Regions from separate parts of the Homo sapiens genome. Here all the other regions are linked to region 3. The links are chromatin loops, found by intact Hi-C in ENCODE. Cell type or tissue: IMR-90. All regions are shown on one strand.

Region 1 (5,000 bases), 130 kb after region 3:
TGGATCATAAAGAGATCATTAGTGTTTACTAATACAGTATGTTCTTAAGTTGCTTTACTACCACGTCTTTTCAGTATTATTTACTGAGCAGCTGAAATAATTGGGCTTTGAATTTTTAGATTACTATAAAGCAAGACCTGTTGTCACTTATTGCTGGGTGTAATTGCACCATATGTATTTAGTGAAGCTATTTATTCATCTCCCTGGTGGATAACTTTGTCAAAATGAGTTGAGATATTTCTGTGTGTGCAGTTAGAATCTAGAAAACATGCATTTCATGTAGAACTTAGAAATTATAGAGGGCTTCACAAACATTTTTTTGGTCTCCAGACCTGAGGGTCTGTTCTGTAAGTTTGTCTCATCTTTTATTATTCCCCATTGTTAGAACAAATACTGTTCCTATGAATTTATGGTTATTCTGAGTGGATTTTAAGCCCTAGAAGCATAGTTTCAAAAAGAGAAAGAAAGCGAGGGAGGGAGGAGAAGAGAGGAAGAAAGCATTTTAATATGAATAACTTGCATTTTAATTTTTAACAAGTCACTTGTCCGTTATTCAACACATCTGCATTGGGTGCTTACTACACATGCTGCTGCATCATGAAAAGGGACAAGCCTGGTTCCTGTCCTAGCGGACTCACGTTCCATGAGGATGCTATAAGGGCATATATGTGAGAGACTAAACATAACCACTGGGACAGAGAATGCTTTTCTGAAAAAGAAATATTTCAACTAAGCTGTGAATAATGCATAGAATTTAACCAGGCAAATAAGAAGGAAACATTTTTCCAGGCAAAGGAAATAGCATGTGCAAATGCCCTGAGGTGGGAAGGGGCATGGTGCCCTTGAGAAACTGAGCTGAGGGAGCAAAGGGAAGGGGAGGAGAGGTGAAGATGAGGCTGGAGAAGTAGGCGGGAGCCACATCAAGCAAGATGTATGAGCCATGGCGAGGCTTTGGGCTTTATTTGAAAACCAGTGGGAAATCTTTGAAGAATTCTACACAGAAGAGGAACATTATTAGATTTCTAGTTTTCAAAAGTGACTCCAGCTGCAGTGTGACACTAGATGGTGGGTGAGGACAAGAGTGGATGGGGGAGACCTATTAGGAGATCACTGAAGTAGACCAGGTGGGAGGCCATAGTGGCTTAGCTTAGGGAAGGTCAGATATTGATGGAGAGAAGTATTTATGTTTGAGAGATAGTTGCAGACTTGGAGATTAGAGATGGATATGTGGGAGAGGGAAATGTCAAAAATGACTTGTAGGCTTTGGGGCTGCGCTGCTGGGTGAATAGAGAGCAGGCAGTGAAGGCTCTGGGGGAAAAGGTCATTGTTAAGTGTTGGAATATGTACTTTGAGATGCCTGTGAGCCCTCAGTGTAGAGATGTTGAATAGGCAGTAGGGCTTGGCATTCAGAGGAGAGGTCTAGGCCAAGTTTAACAACGGAACAATCCATAGCCATGTGTCTTCTGATATGACGCAGATTGGATTCTTATATCCACCAACGGAAAATAGCAAAATGAACTATTTTTCTCTTTCTCGAGGCATTTTGCCTCAAAGAGACTTGAAAGTGCTACAATAAATATTTAGGCAAATATTCCATTGATTTATTATTTTTCCAAAAAAGACAATTTGTTGAGCACCTAATATGTATTAGGCACCTGTTAGATTATGGGAACTTCGAAAACATCTTTCTTTTTCCCACCAGTAAAGTTACTTTGAAGAAAAGGTAAGCTAAGTACGCACCTAAGGAGGGCCAAGTTTTGTTACTGTTGGTAAATTTGTATTAATCCTCAGGATCCTATATTTGATAAAATGAAAAGGGATCTCGCTGTAAGATATTTCGTTGTTTGGCTGAATGTGCAATCTTGTAGGTTCTTCTAGAATTGTCATGTTGACTCTTTTATGCCAGGTATCACTTTGCATTTTTTTCTCAGCAGCCCAGGCTTCTGAGTGGCTCACAGATGCATACCGCATTTGTTTTTATTTGAGAAGTATAGTTAGTTAAAAAGGAAGATCATGCCAAGAACATAAGGCTCACAGTACTTTCTAGTCATTGCTAATGGTTTAACGCTGTGCTCAGATTTTGATGAGAATGATTAGTATAATTTAGGATAGTCAGTCTTTGTGAATTTAAATTATTAATATGTTTTACTTTGTAAGAGAAAAAAAGAAAGAGAGCAACTGGATTCCTTCTGAGACATGTTCTTTTTCTTATCTCCTTGACCTCTTGAAAAATAACATTCCTTTGGAATTACACGGAGGGAATACTTGGTTAAATAACTGAGCCAAAAGGCCATGATCCTAGTTGAGGCTCTTCACTTACTAGTTGTGTGTGACTTTGGCAAGTCACTTAACCTCTCTATGTCTCAATTTCCTTTACTTGTAAAATGAGAACCATAATATTAGATAATTTGAATACATGTGGATGGATGTTGATGATAATGGGTAACATTTATTGAGAATTTACTATGTGCTAGATACTTTCCAGCCAAAATTGTTGGCTCTGTAAGATGACAAAGAGATAAAATAAAGGAAGAAACATATCATGGAAACAACTCATTTTGCTCATTCTTTTACTTTTTATGGAAATAATAAACAACAGTAGTTTAAATTCAATGCAAAGGCCAACTACTCTAAATAATTAGACCCATATTCTCATCAAATTTAAACTAAGATGATGAAATAGTTTCATCTACCCTAGACTTTATACTTTTAGGCAGAATTTTTCATAGACTTATTATTCCTGGGATCACTTGAGTCAGGTTCCAGAGAGAGGGGGTGGAAGGTGTATTAAGTAGAACAGTCAGGGGGATTGAGGTTACAATTCTGAGCCAAGGTATTTTTCATAAGAATTATAGGGATCAAAGTACACTGCAGGCATGACAGTGATTGAATAACTATGAGTGTGGGTCTTAAGACCCAAAAGGTCATCGATGGAAAGAGTTAATGGATTTAATGACAGTTTCTTAGCCATGAGTGAACATATAGGAAGAAGGGGTAAAATGTGAGAGAGATTTCCTCATCAGCCAAAAGAGACATTCAGAAATGGGATAGAGTAGTTTAAAATCAGCACAAGAAAGGAGAAGAGCAAGCGGAAAGAATGAAGGGTTTTCTGAGTCCCTGCTGTGTGCCAGCTAGGCTTGTGATGGGAAAGCTATGCAGAAAAGTTCCACCTTGAAAGAAAAGAAACTGGAGATGATGCATTTTAGAAGCAAGTGAATGGTTTTGATGAACCAGTGTGGGTTGTCACAAAAGATTGTCAATCCTAGGACGATGGAGCTGCAGTGAAGGCATCACTCTGAGATCACCCCTTTGTAATGGCCGCCAGGGCTAATGCAAGGTTTTGAGTTCCATTATTTTCATATCTCTTTCTTTTTTAGGCAGCCAGTCACAGATGATTTTTAACAAGAAGTACAGGATTTATATTTAAGAAGTGCATAATGGAAATCGATGGCTTTTTGTTGAGAAAAGCACAGTGTCAGGAAAATATCTCTGCCACTCTCTTTCCCCCTGTCTTGTCGCAGTGGTGGAAATTTTACATTTGAAAGTGAAAAGGCTTAAGATATAATTTTTTAATCCCATCTTTCCTGCCCACTTGCATCTCTTCCAAAGCTTGTCAGGGCCAGATCTGGAATAGCAAGAGCCATTAAAAATTTGGCATCTTGCACTCCGTTTTTTGGAATAAACTCAGTGTGGGCCAATTTATGGTAAATTATTCTCTTCGTGTGTGAATTTCCTTTTCTCTCTTGGCAAATTCATGCTTGCTTCTACACCCCTGCACACAGATCTTAAACACACACATTTATTACAGAATCTGTGTGGGATATGTGTGCAAGTGTTAAAGTGTGTGCCCATGGCTGTACCCACAAATGCATATGCACATATTTGCACCTATGTGCCTATATGATAAGCAAATTGACTTAAACAGTTTGTCTTGGAGGTTTGTGTTGCTGTATGTATGTTAGCATACATTCTGTTGCAACCCGCAAACAGTTTCTCAGTCAAGAGATGACAGAATTCAGCAATCGTTTTGGGAAACACCATAGTAAATAAATATATTGCTTAGTTCTGTTAAACCAAGCAAGCCAATTCTTAATAAAACTGAAGGCAAGAAGTGGCAATTCTCATCTTTGCAGTCAAAGACAATTAATTACTGGGCAGCCAAGTCCATTGCCAACAGGGAAGACAGAGCCAAGGCTTTGCTTCAGCCCATGTGCGTTGAACACAGACCCTGTAGCCAAGCATAGTTATAACCTGGGACACTGGATTGGAGTCCCTGCCTCCCATTCTGAGAGGTTGGCTGTAGGATGGCCGACAGAGGCGTGGCGTCGTGAGGGGTTGGCTGTAGGATGGCCGACAGAGGCGTGGCGTCGTGGGAAACTGCTTGACCTGCTGTTTGGTGACACTCGACTCAGGGCAACTCAGGGCAAGGTCGAAAAGATCATTTTTCTTTGCATGAGAAACTCTGATGAGAGGCTCTTCCCTGGCATATTTGACAGCATATTAGCTCAGCTTTTAAAGGGCAATTTAAAACAGTTTCTTTTCCTTTATGTATGAGAAGGCACACATTTATGTGCCTTGAATTATTGCTACTAACACGTTCCCAATAGATCTGTGTATCTAGCTCAGATTTGGAAAAGGGAGTGGTAGGAAAACAGCTCACTTACTTCACAAGTTGTTGCTACAAATTTCTCAGAATATCAATAAAGAAGTAAATGCATCACATTCACAAAAATACAACCATATGTTGTTATTAGTATTTTTCCTACATGGTTAAATATTCAAATATTTAAAGATACATTTTACAGTAGTTCTATAGGACATGAAAATTCAGCATCTAAAACCTGTAAATGCATTTTATAAAAGCTTTTGCAGTGTTGACCATTTGATGTCATCATGAGCAGTAACCAACCCTACCTAATTAAAAAGCCTTAATGAGCTTACTACACAAGGAAGTCTAGGCAATCAATATGCATTCTTACAAGGAGTTCATTTTCTCCATT
Region 2 (5,000 bases), 610 kb after region 3:
ATTACAATAGTGATCCTTGAATATTGCAGGGGTGCTTGTGGCAAATCAGCATCTTGGAGTTGTCGGTTAGGTGTACTTCGAAAAGGCTTCCTTTTTAAGGCTGGTTTAGGGACTTACACATGAGCTATAATTTTTTTTTTTTTTTTTGAGACGGAGTCACGCTCTGTCACCCAGGCTGGAGTGCAGTGGCGCGATCTCAGCTCACTGCAACATGATCTATAATTTTTAAAACTATAATTATTTTGGGTCATATGTCCTGTTTTTCTTTCATTGTTGATTTTGTACGGTTGAATTTATATTGGTGTCTAAAAAATTATTTGAAAGCTAACTGGACAGTATTTTAATGTGAAATTGTAAAATAGTTTTAAGTGTATTCCCATGAGAAGAGCTGTTCCAAAGAAAATAATAGGAAAATAATATTTTATCATTGACCCAGTAAAAACAAGTGCAAAACAAATTTATGTTCACAATCAAGAATAATGACCTTTCTGCACTTTTTAGAACCCAGTATTGAGAGATTTCGTAGTTTATATATTGACTTTATCTTTGACTTATTGAAAATATTGTTTTCATCCTTATTGGGTGTCCTGGAAAAATACCCAAGTTGATCCTTAAATTTGAAAAAAGAAAATTCAGAACGAAGTATTTCTAGATTCTAATGGTACTAGACTAGAAAATAGAAGATTGGTAGGTAAAGAAAATAATGTATATGAAATAGTATATGAACACAGAAGCATAACGTATTTGTGTTCCTACATTGAACACAAATTCAGTATGCATTTTCTGTCTTTTTGCAGCAGTTCAACTTTGGACATGTATTTCTTTCTTTCTCTTTTTGTTAAATAAATGAACAGAATTTATCCCTTGATCATCTGTAACATAGTTTCATTGTAACCAATAGTCTGGGCTTTCACTTGAATGTTTTTTTAATGAATTTATCTGGAGATGCTTTGCATTTTTCTAAATTTTGGCTACACTAATTAGAGAGTGGGTATTACGAAAAACTGACAGGCAGTTTTAAAAAATATTAAATGAATTGGTTTTGAAAAGGGATACAACTATGTAGTTTTACATTTTTCAACTTGTTTTTACATTGCCCTTTAGAATGTTTAATATTTTGTAATGAAAGTATGCGGTTTTTCTTCTTTTTTTTCTTTTTTCTTTTTTTTTTTTTTTTCAAAAGGAAAACAATCGGGTAAAAATCTGAGAAATATTTTCAGTTGTCCAAGGCTAATGTTGACTTAAATAGGTCTAGGTCTTCATGGTTGACAGCTGCAGATAATTAGCTTTTTCTTTCTTAACAAAGAAAGCAAATGGAGCTGCAAGACATTCATTGCCTTTTCTGTCATCAAAATAATAATGTATGTATTTAACTCCTGCAGTTCCTTAAATTGATTTAGTGCTAAGCTGCCTACATTACATATAATAGGAATGACAAGTGAAAGCTGCAGCACATATTTGCGTGGCAAAAGGGAGCAGTGATTGACAGCAAAGTTTCTCTCTACAAGAAATAGCAGTGTTGTGGAGCTCAAAAAGGGCCAGATACATAATTCTTAAAATTGTAGAGCAGATTCATGAAATGAATTTTAAAAAGTGATTGCCACTTGGTGTACTTGAGTGTCTTTGTGTTTTTGGCTCTGGGTGAGGGGCACAGATGGACAGAATCTCACCTGACTGCCAAATATCAATAAATTCCTTTTAAGTATGTTAGTATTTGTTATTTAAGAATGATACTTACAAATTTTAGATCAAATTGTGTCTCTGTACTCAGTAACTGAGTCCTTTAGCTGTAACAATTCACTGTATTTGAAGAAGCCGAGTAATACATCTATTCAAATAAAGATTTTGAAGGCCCTAAATTGAGTTATCTTTCATGGAAAATACCCATTTTCACATGTCTGTAAAACTTGAGGCATCGTTTCTGGAAAGGTAATCACATAGGATTGGTAGTTTCTTTTGGTCAGACAGTGGTTAAATGCGATCATCTTTCAGAAGTACTCAAAAAATATTCTGGCTTTCTTTTGTTCCCATGACACATACCCAGAAGCCATGGTTGCAAGGACACTTGGTGATTGCTGCTGCATGATGCTCTGTGATGAGCCTAGAGTGCTGGGCTTCATATTATACCATGGAAATGTTTCTTATTTTGTTGACAACTCTGTGTCTGTGGGAGGCGGGGAGGGGAAGCCCTATGTGTGCTTGTACACTGGCAGCCTCTACTGGCCATTGCAAAGAGCAGCATTGTCCTCTGTTCTTTCCATTCCAGGTTGCATATGCTTTTACTTGGGTTTAGCTCTTTCTTCTTTGGTCCTCACCCTCTTTGTTGTCCTCTTTTGAAGACTAGTTATTCTGTTGGATGTCTTGATTTATAATTAATAAAGAGCTACTAGTCCAGTATTTTCATTAATAAATTAATATCATAAGTGAATGGAATTCTTCAGGACCTTAGAAGAAGTTATGAATATAACCTTTCCTTGAGAAATAATTTTCATGTAAGAGGGAAGATAGATTTATCTTTATGTAGGTTTTAAAATACTTTCTCAGTTGCAAGCCTTAATGTATGATATAGAGATTAGTCTTTTACTTATGACTGACAAAAAACCCTGATGCCTTGAAAGAAAGCCTTGGCTCAGTGATAGACTTAATTACACACACACACACGTACATACACACACACATATATATATTTGTGTGTGTGTATATATATGTATATATATGTATGTATGTACATATATATGTATATATAATATATATTGTATATACATATATACATTATATATGTATATACACATACATTATATATGTATATACATATATACATTATATACGTATATACATATATATTATGTATATACATATATACTTACATATATGTATGTATATACATATATACTTACATATATGTATGTATATACATATATACTTATATATATGTATGTATATACATATATATATATATATATAATTCTTTAGATTTAGGTATATCAGCTTTCTCTTAGAGGTTTCCAGGAAGTAGGCATAAACTCTTATTGGGCTTTATGCATATGAATACCTCCGGGGGTTGGATAGAGGGTGGTGTCTAAGCTTTAAGTCTAGACAGAAAATGATAAGTATTTGTAAATAAAAGATCCAAGGATGGTAGTAAACTGGATTATTCTGTTTCAGGGATAGAAACTTATAAAATGTTTGATCTAATATCTTTGACTTCGGGCAATAATTTGACCACAGTAGATGATTTCTCCAATAAAATAGACTCATTTCTTGACATTTACATTTTATCAGTGGCTCTACTTACTAATCACCTAGTTATCTTTGAATCTCTTGGTATTTTCAAATAAGACATCTAATTGAATCTTTTTATACAAAGTCTCCTATCCAATGGCTTCCATTCCTACTGCTACCACCAATTCCTAGATTATTACAGTAACTTTAGGTTAGTGCAAAAGTAATTGGCAAAAGCCACAATTACTTTTGTGCCAACCTATACTAATAGATTTCATTTTTTCCATGTTCTTCATCTTTTAATTCAGCCCGTACAACCTAGCCATATGCATTTGACTAAAACATTGCTTTTATTGCATCACATTTTTTTCTTTTAATAATTTATTATTTGCTTGAGAAAATGAAAAGTACTAAAGGATATAGCCAGTAGAGCAAGACAAGGAGCATGGAGCTAGGAATAGGAAGATGTGGGATTTTTGCTTTGATTTTGGCTATATGACCTTAAGCATATATGTATACCTTCCTGAGTCTCTGTTTTTCTATTATTTAAAATTATTTGTTGCCAAGATTGGTTAAAATAATGTTATATGAAATTGCCATGAGTTCTTTAGAACTCTATTTTCCTGCTACAGAGTAAAAAGACAAAATTTCTTAGTCTGGAATTTCTTTTCAAACTGCTCATTTCTGTACTATGCATGGCATAAATAGGTACTTAATGAATGCTGTTTGAATAAATTCTGTACTTCCAATCTTGTATTTCTCTCTTATTTTCCAACTCAAATATGTTGTCTCTACTCTGACCACTGAAAATGTTGTTCATATGGTCACAGCTACATCATTCTCCTGTTCTTTGCCCTGCTAAGAATGCTGTCCTTCACTTTTTTTTCAAATCCTGATTTTTAGGAATAGTCAAGTTCCCCTATCTCCTTTGAGTCCACTTTTGCTTTTTCTTTTTTTCACCATAGCAATACTTACTATCTTTACCACTCACTGCTCTATTTTGAGATATATAGTATCTTGTATTATTAATAAAAATGCCCTGTTTGCATACCTTCTCTTCTTTGTATACTGTAAACTCCTGTATAATAGGAATAATAGCTTTGATTTTTGTAGTTACTCTTTAAGGATATTTTCATTGAACTTGTAATATATCCAGATTAACATATGGGCCAAGTGCAGCGGCTCACGCTTGTAATCTCAGTACTTTGGGAGGCTGAGGCAGGTGGATCACCTAAGGTCGGGAGTTCAAGACCAGGCTGGCTAAAATGGTGAGACCCTGTCTCTACTAAAAATACAAAAAAAAAAAAAAAAAGTTACCTGGGCATGGTGGTGCATGCCTGTAATCCCAGCTACTAAGGAGGCTGAGGTAGGAGAATCACTTGAACTCAGGAGGTGGAGGTTGTGGTGAGCTGAGATCATGCTACTGCATTCCAGCCTGGGAAACAGAGTGAGACTCTGTTTCAAAAAAAGAAAAAAAGCAAAACAGGTTAACATATAAGAAATGGTTTATATTTGCCACGAGATATTAGAACAAGGATTGGCAGGTTGTTAGAAGTGAGATACTAAGATGCTGTCAGACTACTGATACTCTTGATTTATAGGGGTAAAGAGTTCAGATTGCAAGGGTTTGGGGAAGGTTCCCCTCTGGAAAAGAATGACCTGCATATTGTTATGAGTTAGTGATTCTTCTATTTTAATAAAGCACCCCTTTAACATATAGATACCTTAATTAGGAACAGGTCCTTATATATCAATATTGTTTGCTTGTGAATATAAAT
Region 3 (5,000 bases):
GTACGGCATGCTTCTGTTGTTTATAACTTTCTGTAATGTGTGATAACAAAGAGCAGTGTGTGGTAACAAAGAACACTCTGTTACCACGAGTTATTTTAACCACCATCCTTCGGCTGCTCAGCCTTTTTTCCCCTTCTTCCTCACAGCTCTGTTTCTGGCTCCATGTCTCCGTCACCCACTTCCACCTCCTCCCCAGCTGCTCCTCCTCGTCTCCTTGTGTGAAGTCCTTTCCCGTGGCTGTTTCTTCTCCACCACGCGAACCTGCTGGAGGCTCTTGGCTTGATAGCATTAGCAATTTGCCATTATTTTTTCCTCTCCTTGCGCATGCATTTCTACCAAAGGTTCTTCAAATGTAGAGAACCGCAAGATAAGAGATATCCCACAGGCCCCTCTAAGTTTAAGGGGAGGCTAGGAATTTGTGTGTGTGTGTGTGTGTGTGTGTGTGTGTGTGTGTGTTAGAGAGAGGAAGGAAGGAGAGAGAGATTACACATTGCTGGCATCATATCACTCTGCTGTTGGTTTGAGGGCTTCGTAGTCTTTTTCTCCCCTCCCAAAGGAGTTCTTGCTGTCTTTTTAATACTACCAAGCCAGAAACACAGAATGGGCTTTTTAAAAACAGACCTGGAAAAGTTGCTGTGTTTTGTTCTAAAAATCCTGGCCTCAGACTCTGAATGGTAACAGAGCCTTGAGCAGCTCCATCTGAACTCCTGGAGAGAGGCAGGAAGTCATCTGCAATAGTGTAAATGGTGATGAACCCAGAGTAGTTAAACAGAGGCAGTTTCTTTCTCTAGAGATGATTTCTACATGCGTTGGCTTTTATTCTGGCATGAAGTAGCAAGTGAAACCAGAAATTATTGATGTAAGCAAATGGTACATAGGGCAAGAGTACTGTAAGCTTAGCTGGTCATCTTGCATAGATTTCAAGGTAGAGGGTAATTTTTATAGCTCTCCTTGCACTTTCTGCAGTGGATTTTTTCTTGTGTTTTTGGCTTGGTTTATAAAACACACCTGAGATATTTTTCTTGACCTCATTACTTACTCTTAAACATTGTCATACACATCTTCAGTGGTATAAATCATACCAAGAAGGAACATAAAAAATAACTCCGATTTTAACTAAAAAGTTCCTACCTATAGATTGGCTGTATGACCTATGGAAAGTAAATTAATGTTTCAATTTCTCAGGTATTTTTACCCATAGAATGGGAGAATTGAACAACATAAATGGCAACATCTTCTCCACTTCAAACATTCATTAGTAACAGGACAAATTCAAGGCTGGGAGCTGCATTTCACCTAGTATTTAAATTCCATGTATCTAGTAGCAGCTACCTAGAGGGCTGTGGTAAGGATTATGGACTGCCAGGCTCAGTGAAAAGAGTAGGGTATTGATTAGTGATGTCTGCTTTGGTGCAATGATGAGGAGTAGTGGCACATGTTTTGTGCTCTATTGCTGCCCAAATTCTAGTAAGAGGGTCCACAAGACAACTGTGTTTTCATTAAACACACATAAACACACACACCACTTGAACCAAATTGTGGATGAAACCACAGGCATGAGTTCTATTCCATTTTCAGATGATTCAGCTTCAATTAAATCAAATTTCTGTTCCCTTATTTATATATCTCAAACCCAAAGGGAACAGAGAAAAGGGTTTGTGGATAACTCAGTTTAAACATGTCACCACTTCAGACCTAGGTCTTCTAAAAACTTTGGCACTTGCAGAGAACAAGGTACTAAATTACAGCTAGTTACCCATCTAAAATAGCATTGAGCCCCAAAACATAACTTTTTTATGACCATGGGCCTTGGAACAAAAAGAGGTGTCGAAAAATATGTATGGGAAATGGTACAAACTCCATCTTAAGTCTGTTTCGAAAGTGAATATGAACAATTTTTAGAACTACTTTAGTATGTCTGACAAAATTGTGTTTCCAGAATATGCAAGTAAAGAGTGGAGAGTTACAAAGCAGTGTTTGTAGAATGTTAGATAAGATGGTGAAGTTAATCAGATTTCAGGGTTCATCTTGACCCACTGCCTCCCGGGACACTGATCAAAGTTTCGTGAATCCTTCTGATGCAGAGTTATTCATTAGAGTTCTCAGCACATAATTATGGACTGTCAGAAGATTTCAGCTTCGTGTAATAAATGAGAAGCATGCCTGCAGCTTGCTGAGGTGTTAGCTTAATAGTCTCATAAGATAGGTTGTTTTTCTTCTCCCTCAAGACCTGAGCAAAATGGCTTATATCTTGCCCACCCCATTTCAAATGAAGATGTAATGTTTAGGACTTAAATTTCTTTAAAAGTTTATTTCTTAGGGGAAGAAACACAGCTTCTCATTTTATTTCCCTTTCCTTCGTTCTATCTTCTTTTGAACTGGAAGTGTAACAGATTTTGTTTTTATGCCTGAATCTTGGTAAGGATGTAGAAGTTTTTCTTCTACCACACATAGTTATATACAGTAAAATGTTAGTAAATTGGTGCTGATAAGCAGTGCCACATTTAAATTGCTGCCTGCATGATGCTCTTACTCGGAGATGCAATTATTTCCCTTGGTTTTGACAAGATGTCAACTGTGATATGCACAGAGCACAAACATATCCTAAGACACCATAGTGCATTAGAAATCTTTCCAGAGGAAAACTCAAGTTATGTGTCTGGGGCTCCCATTCCGATTCTGTCCTCTGTCTTTGGATGTTTGTTTATGTTTAGATTATTAGCTGATTATGCATATGAAATGGCATTTAAGAAGCATGAATTTTTCTATTTAGTGATCATAATGAACAGTGGCTTCTAGGAGTATTTTGCCTTCATTTTCAAGTTTGAGAATACAAAAAGGAGAACAATTTACCATTAGTCATTTTCTTGGTAATGATTGTAGAATTGCTTGTATATAATGGCTTCTGGAGGGAAATTATGGTGGCTAATTTATGATAGAATTGTACTGCAGTGCAGCTCACTGTTGAGAAAACAGAGATGCATCCGATTCAGAGTCTGGCAGTGAGGAGTTTATAGTCTAGTTGGGGAAATGTATTAGTCACGATAGGCTGGTTGCTATTACAGTCCCTCCAAATCACAGTGGCTTAGCACAATCAAAATATATTTCCAACTAGTTGGGAGGGCTTTACACGTGTTTATCCAGGGACCCAGGCTCCATCCACCTTAGGTTCCAGTATCGTGGGGGTCCACAGTGTTTTCTCCATTTAGCCAGATAAAGAGCAAAGAAAATGAGGATTCCTCATGAGAGGACTGACAGCGGGTAAGTGGCTCTCCTCACATCCCATTGGCCAAAACCCAGGTACATGGCCAAATGTAGGTGCAAGGGAGGCTGGGAAATGTAGTCTAATTTACTACACAGCTGGCAGCCTCTGCCATTGCAGTAAGTATATGCGACAGGGTAAAAAGGGTTAATGTGGTGAGGACAAAGGACTGCAGAGGCCTGGCTAGGAGGGTCCAGATGCTTAATAATACTTTGTATAGAAGGTAAGTGGGTCATTTTTGTACCAGCTCTGTCTGGTAGTCATGCTTCCCTCTAGCACAGTATTCCTTAGTGATGTGCAAGAATTTGAGTGCCTGGCCTGCACTGAATATGAAGCTCATTGTGTAACCTAGGAATAGCTAATGGCCAAACAGTTCTGGGGCAGATTCTACCCTCTACTGCCGTAATCAAGGACAAGCCAGGCAAGACTGGAAAAACGCCCTGTGGAGTAGAAACCCTGCTCATGAAATCAGTTGCCCTGTGTTGCTGCAAGTTGACAAGGACTGTGGTAAGCAGACCCACCTCAAACACCGTTTCCTTGAGAGGTGAAGGGGGTGTGAAGGTTGTACGATGTACGCCCGGGGGTCAAGATGATCCAACGGAAGGCCTGGCTGCAGGTATTGCCACTGAAGAGCCTTGCGTTATCTGCCCCCTCACTTTATCTTTCTTTGATATTTGTAATGTATTTTAATGCCCCTAGACTTCTCTCTTTTGTTGACATTAGTATTTCAGTTTTCAGCCAACTACAAAATATGTCCTACTCAGGGCCAGGATTAGTGTCAGAAATCTAAGGGGGTGCCAAAAGCTCAATAATAAAGGTAAATAATATTTTAATGTAATATTTAATCAGTATTAATTTTTAAAATCCTTGGTGAACAAAATATCAAAATTTTAAATGGGGTAGAATACACATTAGTGATTTATCCTTTCCCTTAGCTCCAGTATGGCACAACAGGGCAGTATTAAATCATCTTGTCTTTATTTAAAATTTTGATAATTTGTTCATCATGCATTTTTTTGTACTAATGTTGATTATTTTAAATACTGCATCAAAATGTTTTTTTATCCTGATTACTGAGTTTTTGGAGCCCCCTTAAATGATTCACCTATGGGGAATACATCATGCCTCACCCTAATCTGAGCTCTGGCACTTACCTCTGTGTCTCTAGTGCCTAGCACAATACCTGAGACATGGTGGGTGCTCAGGAAATGCTTACGAATGCAAGAATGCTGGAAAAATAAATGGGAAAACTAATATGTCAGGTGTCTTAGAATTGGAAGAAAGGATAGTATAGGAACCACAGCACACGGTTTTCAACCCAGTCATAAAGCCAGGGGGGTTCCAATATAGTTAGTCATTGAATTTGACAAGCAGGCAGATTCCTGCACAAACACTTTTACAATAGCATTTTCCAAATGGATCCTGTATGTCACCTTCTTAAATCATTGTGCATATTTTCCACCCTTAAGGAGGAGAGTATTCAGAGTATCCTTTCTTTTTTCAACAAGTGTCTGTTAAATAACTACCTTTTTCTTATTTCTTCTATTTTCTTCCCTTTTTTTTAAATTTTGAGAGAGCAGTGTTGATGTTTACTTATCAGTAGCTCTGATTCATTGAATTTCTCTTACATGTTGGGTGTTGGGTGCTTTGAATGATTACAGCAACCTGTTTCAGGTAGGTTTTCTTTTTTCTTTTTTTTTTTTTTTCACATCCATCTTTCAAAGGTAGAAAAGAAGGC

The links. A loop is a pair of places that touch in the nucleus more often than their neighbours do. Peaks named below come from ENCODE experiments on the same cell type or tissue, not always from the same donor. Only the 100,000 strongest peaks of a DNase experiment are listed, where the experiment ranks them.
Region 1: it touches region 3 in a loop (2.7-fold over the local background); 3 of 110 quality-filtered maps call a loop at or near these places.
Region 2: a loop joins it to region 3, with 2.9 times the contacts of the local background. A loop is called at or near these places in 2 of 110 quality-filtered maps.

The regions. Positions count from the first base shown.
Region 1 is chr9:3,946,343-3,951,342 of GRCh38, reverse strand. The region is part of intron 4 of GLIS3 (GLIS family zinc finger 3); the gene reads left to right. Among named protein-coding and RNA genes, the nearest start is that of GLIS3-AS1, 50 kb to the right of the region's middle. In IMR-90, no CTCF peak of the experiment used is centred here; a DNase peak (open chromatin) is centred at 2,272; H3K27ac peaks cover 806 bases.
Region 2 is chr9:3,464,993-3,469,992 of GRCh38, reverse strand. The region is part of intron 1 of RFX3 (regulatory factor X3); the gene reads left to right. Among named protein-coding and RNA genes, the nearest start is that of RFX3, 59 kb to the left of the region's middle. In IMR-90, a CTCF peak has its summit at 2,216 (motif pointing left); a DNase peak (open chromatin) is centred at 2,212.
Region 3 is chr9:4,079,713-4,084,712 of GRCh38, reverse strand. All of the region lies in intron 4 of GLIS3 (GLIS family zinc finger 3), which reads left to right. Among named protein-coding and RNA genes, the nearest start is that of GLIS3-AS1, 180 kb to the right of the region's middle. In IMR-90, a CTCF peak has its summit at 2,947; DNase peaks (open chromatin) are centred at 12, 792 and 3,012; H3K4me3 peaks cover 354 bases; H3K27ac peaks cover 1,204 bases.